Linked DNA regions of Homo sapiens: region 2 is linked to region 1. Evidence: read pairs that join two places in POLR2A ChIA-PET (ENCODE). Cell type or tissue: MCF 10A. All regions are shown on one strand. Region 1 has its middle 290 kb from the start of MIR8082. Region 2 overlaps ANK2 (ankyrin 2).

What was found. ChIA-PET counts read pairs that join two places held together with the same protein. Peaks named below come from ENCODE experiments on the same cell type or tissue, not always from the same donor. Only the 100,000 strongest peaks of a DNase experiment are listed, where the experiment ranks them.
Region 2: POLR2A ChIA-PET joins it to region 1 with 7 read pairs; 1 of 35 experiments calls an interaction of 5 or more read pairs at or near these places.

Annotation. Positions count from the first base shown.
Region 1 is chr4:113,443,474-113,447,473 of GRCh38, forward strand. No RefSeq gene overlaps it. Among named protein-coding and RNA genes, the nearest start is that of MIR8082, 290 kb to the left of the region's middle. In MCF 10A, no CTCF peak of the experiment used is centred here; DNase peaks (open chromatin) are centred at 1,178, 1,918 and 2,728.
Region 2 is chr4:113,067,104-113,071,103 of GRCh38, forward strand. The region is part of intron 1 of ANK2 (ankyrin 2); the gene reads left to right. Among named protein-coding and RNA genes, the nearest start is that of ANK2, 19 kb to the left of the region's middle. In MCF 10A, no CTCF peak of the experiment used is centred here; a DNase peak (open chromatin) is centred at 2,498.

The sequences.
Region 1 (4,000 bases):
AAAAAAAAAGTGTTGTGACATCATTCCTCTGAGAGCTAATGGACAATGTGCTTGAATATTTTTGTGTTTGAAAATTTTTTAGTTTTCATTTTTTTAAATGGCAAATATCAATAAATATAACCTACACAGAGAGAAGCTTTATGAGGTTATGAATTACATTTAGGAGTGTAAAGTGGTCCTGGGACGAAATTGAGAAACACTGCTCTAGGTTTCATAAATTCATCCTGTTTCCATTCCAGTTTTTAAATGGACAATGGCTATTCCATTTCTTGGGATTTCTCACTTACAAAATTAGCTGTTAGACTGGATAGCATCTATAAGCTATCCATTTATCTGGGCTTCTGAAAATGAGGCATTTCCTTTTCTTTCTTTCTTTCTCTCTCTTTCTTTCTCTTCTTTCTTCCTTTCTCTTTCGCTTTCCTTCTTTCCTTTTTTCTTTCTCTTTCTTTTCTTTCTTTCTTTCTTTCTTTCTTTCTTCCTTCCTTCTTCCTTCCTTCTTTTCTTTCTCTCTCTCTCTCCTTCCTTTCTTTCTCTTTCTTTCTCTTTCTTTCTTTCTTTCTTTCTTTCTTTCTTTCTTTCTTTCTTTTCTTTCTTTCTTTCTTTCTTTCTTCTTTCTTTCTTTCTCTTTTTCTTCTGCTAGTACCCATATAACAAAAATAACAGCTAAGGTGGGGTTATAAAGAAAAATGGATCCTTTTGCATTCTTGTGTCATTCTCTCTGATCTATACAGTAGTTCTGAAACCGATAATTTAGGCTGAGTAGCTCTATCAGGACTTTCAAACCTAAAAGATACGTAAGAAATGAGTGTGTCGCTCTTAAAGGTCAAAATGAAGAAACAACAACAAAACTAAAACAACAGCCTCAATAGCAAGGCCCATGTATAGGAAGATCTGGGAAGAATGTAATCAGGTATAAAGAACAAGTTGAGGACAGCATCTCAGAACTAAAGCTATGAATAGCAATATTGTTCTGGAATCTCTCTCCTGTGTGGTGCCTTGCACTTGTTGCCAGAGCCAAGCATGCTGGCTTAAAAAAGCTGCAGATGACTGGACAGTACAAAGGACCCTGGACATGAAATGAAGAAACCTGGATTTGTGATAAAATTTCGCCACTAAGTTAGCTTAGGTATGTAATTTTATCTTTCTGGTAATTTCTGCACTATAAATCATAACTGTTTTTGTAAGTTAAAATGGAATGGATGACTCAGTATTTTTGCCTCTGGCAATTTCCCTAAGGAAATAAGTGTCTGTGCAAAAAATTGGCTACAAGAATTACTTAATTGGCTTATTGTTGGTAGCATAAAATAAGAAAATGTACATGTTCAACAATAGGTGATTAAATAAATTGTGTATCATTTAGATAAACAGATTCCAGTGAAGCCACTAGCCATAACAGAAGCATATTTTCTGAAATAAAATTTATTGTTTATTATATGTTGGTAAGTGAAAAAGCAAGTTACAAAAAGGAATGTATAGTATGATCTTGTATTTTTTGTGTTTATGTAATTGGGAGAACAGGATACCCCCTTTTCTGTATGCAGATGAAGAATGATATGAACAAAAGATACTCAGCATTTCAAAATCTCTCTTATAAAATCATCATTAAAAGTATATAGTGCTCCATAGTTTTTCTGGTAAGCTTGAAGGGAAAGTAGAAAAGAAACCAAATACACTAAAAATGAGAGAGGACATTCATGATCATGGGACAGCCAGCAAAGTTTTTTTGTGGATGAGAAACACAATGATGGGATTAACCCAAAAGAGAAATATACTTGAAGTTTCATGTTGCTGAGACCTGGAGCTTCGAAACTCTCACCCCCTTTTTCCCTCACTTCCTTTTCACACTTTCCTGCCAAGTGGCATTATAGCATCAGCGAACGGATCACATTGAGCGAGGCCCAAGATGCTTCTCCAGCCTCGATGTCTCAACCCTGAGAATGGCTCTTGGGGAATGAGTAATAAATCAGATGGTGAAATCTCCCATGGCTAAGTGTGACTTGTTCCAAAAGTAGAGCATGTTTACTTGGATAAGTTTCAAGAAGGAGTTTTGTTGGCTAAAAAGCATGAATCTCTCAGAAGGCAGTGGAGCCAAGTTAGAAACTAGATATGATCCCAAAGTGAAATCTTCCGGGAAAGGGGCTCTCTCCTTCTGGGAACATTGTCTTTATCACAGTGCCTGTAACATAGTGGCTCCTTAATCAATGTTTCCTTTAGTTCTTATCTTCTGCCTGCAAGGAAGTTTTGTTTAATTTTGTTTTTCATCTCTACTTGCTAGCCAAATGACTCTTCGCCATTCTAAAGTGTCTCTTTTTCCATATCTCCTCATATGTACCTACATATACACGTGTGTATACATTGAGTTTTCCATCTTTTAGTAAAATGGGCCGAGTAATTTTCTTATGAACTGAAAGAGGGAAATGCAGGAATGTAAACTTGATTGTCATTTTTTAAATTAGTCCTCTTAGCCCTATGCCTTAGAGGGAGTTCTTTTCTCATGGTGTGAACAACAAAGCATCTACTTCTTTTGCTTGGGGGCAAAAGGGTACTCATGACAAGATTAAAAGAGCAAATAGGAGAGGAAGGGAAATTCTGAAAATTAATGCTTTTATAAGGCTGTGGTGACTAACCAACTCCATCTTCAGTAGAATGTCTCTGAGTCACCTATGATGAGCAATGATATTGACAAAAAGAAGCATTGTACACGTAACACCACCTAATCACAAATTACTTAGCTAAATCCTTCTTCCCACACAACAGCAATTGTTTCTTCAGACCCTGGAGGAACAGGTGCTGTGGGTGAACTAGCTGCTTGTTCTTTTGTTCACTTTGCCAGGCAGAATCAAGTGGGTGGATTGTGAATAAGATCATTGATGTTTACTTGGTTGCTAGTCGCCCCACGCGCTCACTTTCCTATTTTGCTTATTTAAAGTAATAAAACAGAAAAGCAGAACTGAAGAAAATTGATCACTAAATGCGGTTTCAGGTGCTAAGCAGTCTTTTCATTGTTTTTAAAAAAATTTTCATTGAAGTTAGGGCAGGGAGAAGATAATATCATCTAAAGGTGATACAGAGCACTTCTGGCTTAACGTACCCTTCTCCCAACTGGAATTCCTACAAGAACTTTAAACTGAGTGAGACGTTTAGTTTCCTAGTCCCAAATCATTATGTGATGAAAAACTATCCAGCACTGGCTGGGCACATCAGGAAGCTACAGCAAGAGTGAATGCAACAGCGGATGAAGTTTAGAGTTTGAAGAAAATAACAATTTCTTTCTTCATATTTTATTTTTTCACAACTCTCATTATATCCATAGAATAACAACCTTAAAGGGGACAATACAAACATAATTTATTCTGACTTTTCTTGATTCCAATGAGTTCCCAAACTCTTTCTTGAAAAAAGCAACGCAATCCAGTCTCTCTCTGTGTCCACCCTCCCCTGAACACCCATGGTCTAAAAAACAGTAGCTCATACTTAGCTGAGGGTTAGGTTCTTATCAGTCTAAGCCCAATAGTGTGTGGCCTGTGATCCAGTTCTGGGCCAATTGGGCTGCTAGGAAATGTTTCCTTGCTGAGGATGGGTTGGGGAGGTGTGGAGAAGACTTGAGCAAGCGTTCCTCTTCCAGTGGGTGTTGTCCTGTCTGGATGTGACATGAGGAACCAAGTCATGCATTTTGGGAACTCAAGGTCGCTTAACCTGGAGTATAGAGTTTCCTCTCTTGCAAGGGCAGAGCTAAAAAATGGAAAGAACCTGGGTCCTTTTTTTATGTTGTTGAAGTTACTGAAATAAACAGCCAGAGCTGACTCATCTCTCTCTTGTTGAAGTAATGTATTTTCCTTATTATTTAAGGTGTTTGGAATCTAGTTTCTGTTCCTTATGGCTTAAGAAATTCTAAATGTGTGCAATGATGGCTAAAAGTTATTTAGCTACAGTAGAGTTGTTCTTTTCTTTTTCAGTTGATTACGATGTAAGCAATATACAGCTCTTGGAATTACTCTGA
Region 2 (4,000 bases), 380 kb before region 1:
TGAAAGGCTTAAAAAAGTGGGAAAACATGGCGAGATGTTTTTTTGTCACTCTGGAGACTGCAGCGAATGGGAAAATCTGGAGACAGATTTTACCCAGGGAGCTGTAGTGCTAGGGAGACATGATATGGAAATGAACTAAGATGTAGCAGTATGTGTAGGAAGAATAGGGAAATTAGTCTGCTCAGGCCACTGAGGGGACATGGGAGTGAAATGGAGGGGGCGGAGGGGAAACAAGAGTCCAAGATGGCCCCTTGGTGTGTAGTGCTGGTGATTTGGTGGCTGGTGGTACTAGCAACTGACCTAGCTAATGGTAAAGGAGGAGCAGGTACAGAGGGGAAGATACTGGGTCCAGATTTTCACATGTAGGTCCTAAAGTTTCTGATGGAAAAGTCCAGCAAGCATTTGAAGTGTAACACTTGGGAGGAAGGTCAGGACAGATAGAGTTTTAGGAACCATCAGCATGGTGAGGTTGAAATCACGAGTAATAAAATCCCTCATAGGTGGAGGACAGAGTCTTGGAATGACATCTACAGTTACAGCGAAAGCTAAGAAGAGGTCTTCAGGTTGGAGGCAAAGAAGGTAGAAGAGCTCCTGGGAGGACTGGAAAAAGAACATGCTCATGTTTTTGCCCCCAGAGATGATTTCCTCACACATGTGTGCCAATATTAGATTTTAAGAAGTATTCTTCTTAGGTTGCACTTTACATATGTGGCCCCAAGCATGAGTCTAAAGTTGCTAGTGTTCCAAAACTTCAGGCAGGCCACATGGCCAAGGTGAAAATAACTAGTCACATGTTTCTCTCTGGTTAGGTGGAGCAAGCTTACTCTTGCTAATACTGATCACACAGTCACTATGTTCCCGGAGCCACTCAGTAATGCTGGCATTTTTCCTAAGGATGCTCTTAAAAGTCTATTTATCTAGTTCCTGGGATCATTTGGATAGCCATTCCCAAAGAAAGCCAAAACATAGCATCTCTCTCTATGGCATTTTTATTTCTTTCTCATTAGTTTCCCCCTGAGTGTTGGAAAGATGTAGGTTGATAGCCACATCTTTGCAACAATCACTATTGCCTTGATGAGCACATAAGTTTTTCCTGCCCTTATGAGTGAATTTCTTCTACACAATGAAACAATTGTGGAGATACACAAAAATGGAAACAATTAGTTTTGTCTAAACTTGCTGTGCTGCATATAAGTGATGATATAAATTATGAAGATAGTGACTTTGTTAAGTTTAAATGATTTGGATACTGGAAGTCCTTGGAGGATCTTTAAGCGTATGTTACCCTTGTTTGCTTGTACCATTGAATATGTTGTGAATGTCATACAAACTCACATCCCATACAAACTTTGGAAAATTTCAACTTTAAAACATATAATGAAAAGCAAATAAAAATACCTAACACCATTTGAATACTTGATTAGAAAATTGTACAGCGAAGCACTTAAATGTAATTTTTAGATTACAGATGTAAAGTTGATATCACATAAGGATAAAGAGAATGATTAGAAATGACTCACATGATTGTATGTTTGCATTACAGAGAGAAATGACATGGCTAAGAGTCAAAAACTGTAGACAATAAAGATAATAAACTGCCACTTTAGGTTTAGGGAAACAAAAAAGGTATGAAGTCAAATAAGAGATGTTAGACGGAACAGATTAAGGAAGTTAGAGCTGGGCATGGTGGCTCATGCCTATAATCTCAGCACTTTGGGAGGCTGAGGCAAGAGGATCGCTTGAGCCCAGGAGTTTGAGACAAGCCTGGGCAACATAGTGAGACCCTCATCTGTACAAAAAGTTTTCAAAATTAGCTAGGCGTGGTGGTGCATGCCTATAGTCCCAGCTACTTGGGAAGCTGAAGTGGGAGGATTGCTTGAGCCTGGGAGGTTGAGGCTGCAGTGAGCCATGATAGGGCTACTGCACTGGGCAACACAGCGAGACCCTGTCTAATGAAAAGAAAAGAAAAGAAGAGAAAAGAAAAGAAAAGAGAGGAGAGGAGAGAATTAGAAATGAGGATCAAAGTCCTGGAAGTAAAAGGTGAGGTAAGCACAGAAGAGATTCTGTAGAACAAGGAGAGAGCTGCTGGGCAGGTAATCAGTGAGGAGAGGAGAACGCACAAGGTCAGAGAGAAATGAAGAGAAGAACATTTATGCCCTAATTAGTGAGCAATTTGTTATAAAACAGCTTTGCCACCTGGAGAGTAGAATTTAAAAATTTATTGGCACGAACTACCAAATCAGCCAAATTAGAGCAGGCCATCTTCCAGGTCTCCAGCACAGGCTACAGTGGACAGTGTGCAATAGCAACCCTTGTCATGAAGGCGGAGAGAAGAGGAAGTGTACTTCAGGAAAGCACGGGCTAATCCAATCAACGAAGATCAGCATAAGGTCATAAGAGTTCCATGTTGCAATCAGTCTTTTAAAAGCCAAAATTACCTTTTGCCTTTGGCACTGCTATCTGATACCTTAAATGGAGTATTTTGCTACCAAATGAAACTAAATAGGACAAGAAAGAGCTGCTCATCTCTTTATTGCACCATCATTGATACTAAACTTTTCCACAAAAGGGTAATGTTTCTCTTTAACCTCAGGGGCACATGTGAGTCATTGCTCTTTCAGATCCTAACTATCCAGTGATATCTATTAAGTCACCACTTGTACCTTTAACACAGTTTCTATTCAGTCCTCCTGGCCTCCCGCAAGGACTGCATTAGTCTAGTCAACCAGTAGTGCTGCTGCCGAAGTTACCTATTCTTCATGCTTGACTCTAAGAACCTCTTCCTTTCTTTCTTCTTGTTTTCTAGGCATAGGGATTTCCAGCTTTACAACATGCTATGAATTATCCTCCTCTGTGTTAACACTTGTGTTAACCTCATCCGAAGTCCTGGGGGATGTCCTGTTCAACCTGCCATTTCACCCATAGTAGAGTTGGTCCACAGTGAAAAGTGGTGAAAAGACTGAAGTCTTTATACCACTTGCATATATTGTTCCTGATCCTGCGTGTACATTTCAGAGAACTGGTGAATAAACTCTCCGCTCCATGCCTTTCTGCTCAGAGAGGTTACATCTTATATTCTCCAAATTTAAATTAAAATGTAGCTTCCTTCATTTGCTTCTCTTGTTTCTTGGTATATTTTCCCTTCTTCTAGACAAAGTTGATCAGCTTTTTATTTTTTTATTTTTTGTACTCTACTGAGATCTATTCCTAGAATGCCAGCATTGTCCACCTTTATCATTAAAAAAAAGTCTGCATCATGAAACTATGAGTCCTAATTAGAAGGGTAGTGGTGATTTTCTAACCAAAAATTACTTGGCATAATTTACTCTGGGATTAATAAGTATAAATGCATTGTCCCATCTTTGAAATTTTTCTTTTACTTCTGACTAGACATGGCAACTCTGAGTTTGAATCCAAACACAAATGTACTTACTTGAATTTCCTGGTTTTGGTCCATCATAAAAGCAATAAGTTTGACAGGAAGACAGCCTATCAGTTTGCCCTACAAGTCTTATCAGTATAACTTTGGAACCAACCAATCCAACACTCTTTATTTTGTTGGGTAGCAACTACTCCTGCTTGTTCACCCGACATTACATTTTCTTCCAGCAAAGATCCATCAACCTTATTCCCTTGTGTGACTTCCCTGATTTCACTCGTGGCTGCCATTAAATGCACTGTGTCTTTTGAAAACACTTAAACACTAATTAAATTAATTTATGGTATATGTCATTAGTATCCCATTTTGCCTTGGTCTTTTCTGCCCAAAACAATAAGCCCCCGAGACATTCAAAATGCTTGTGTTTAGTTGCTTAGTAAATCCTTAGTATCCATCATAACATCAAATCTTGATGACAGTAATGGTGATGGATAAAGGAGAAAATTACACCCCAGAGAAGTTATGAGTCAAGAATGTCTAGTTAGATTTACTTAGAACAAAGTAACAGACAAGATAAAGCCCTAAGAATAAGTCTGGGTTCATTTTAAATTGAGATGACAA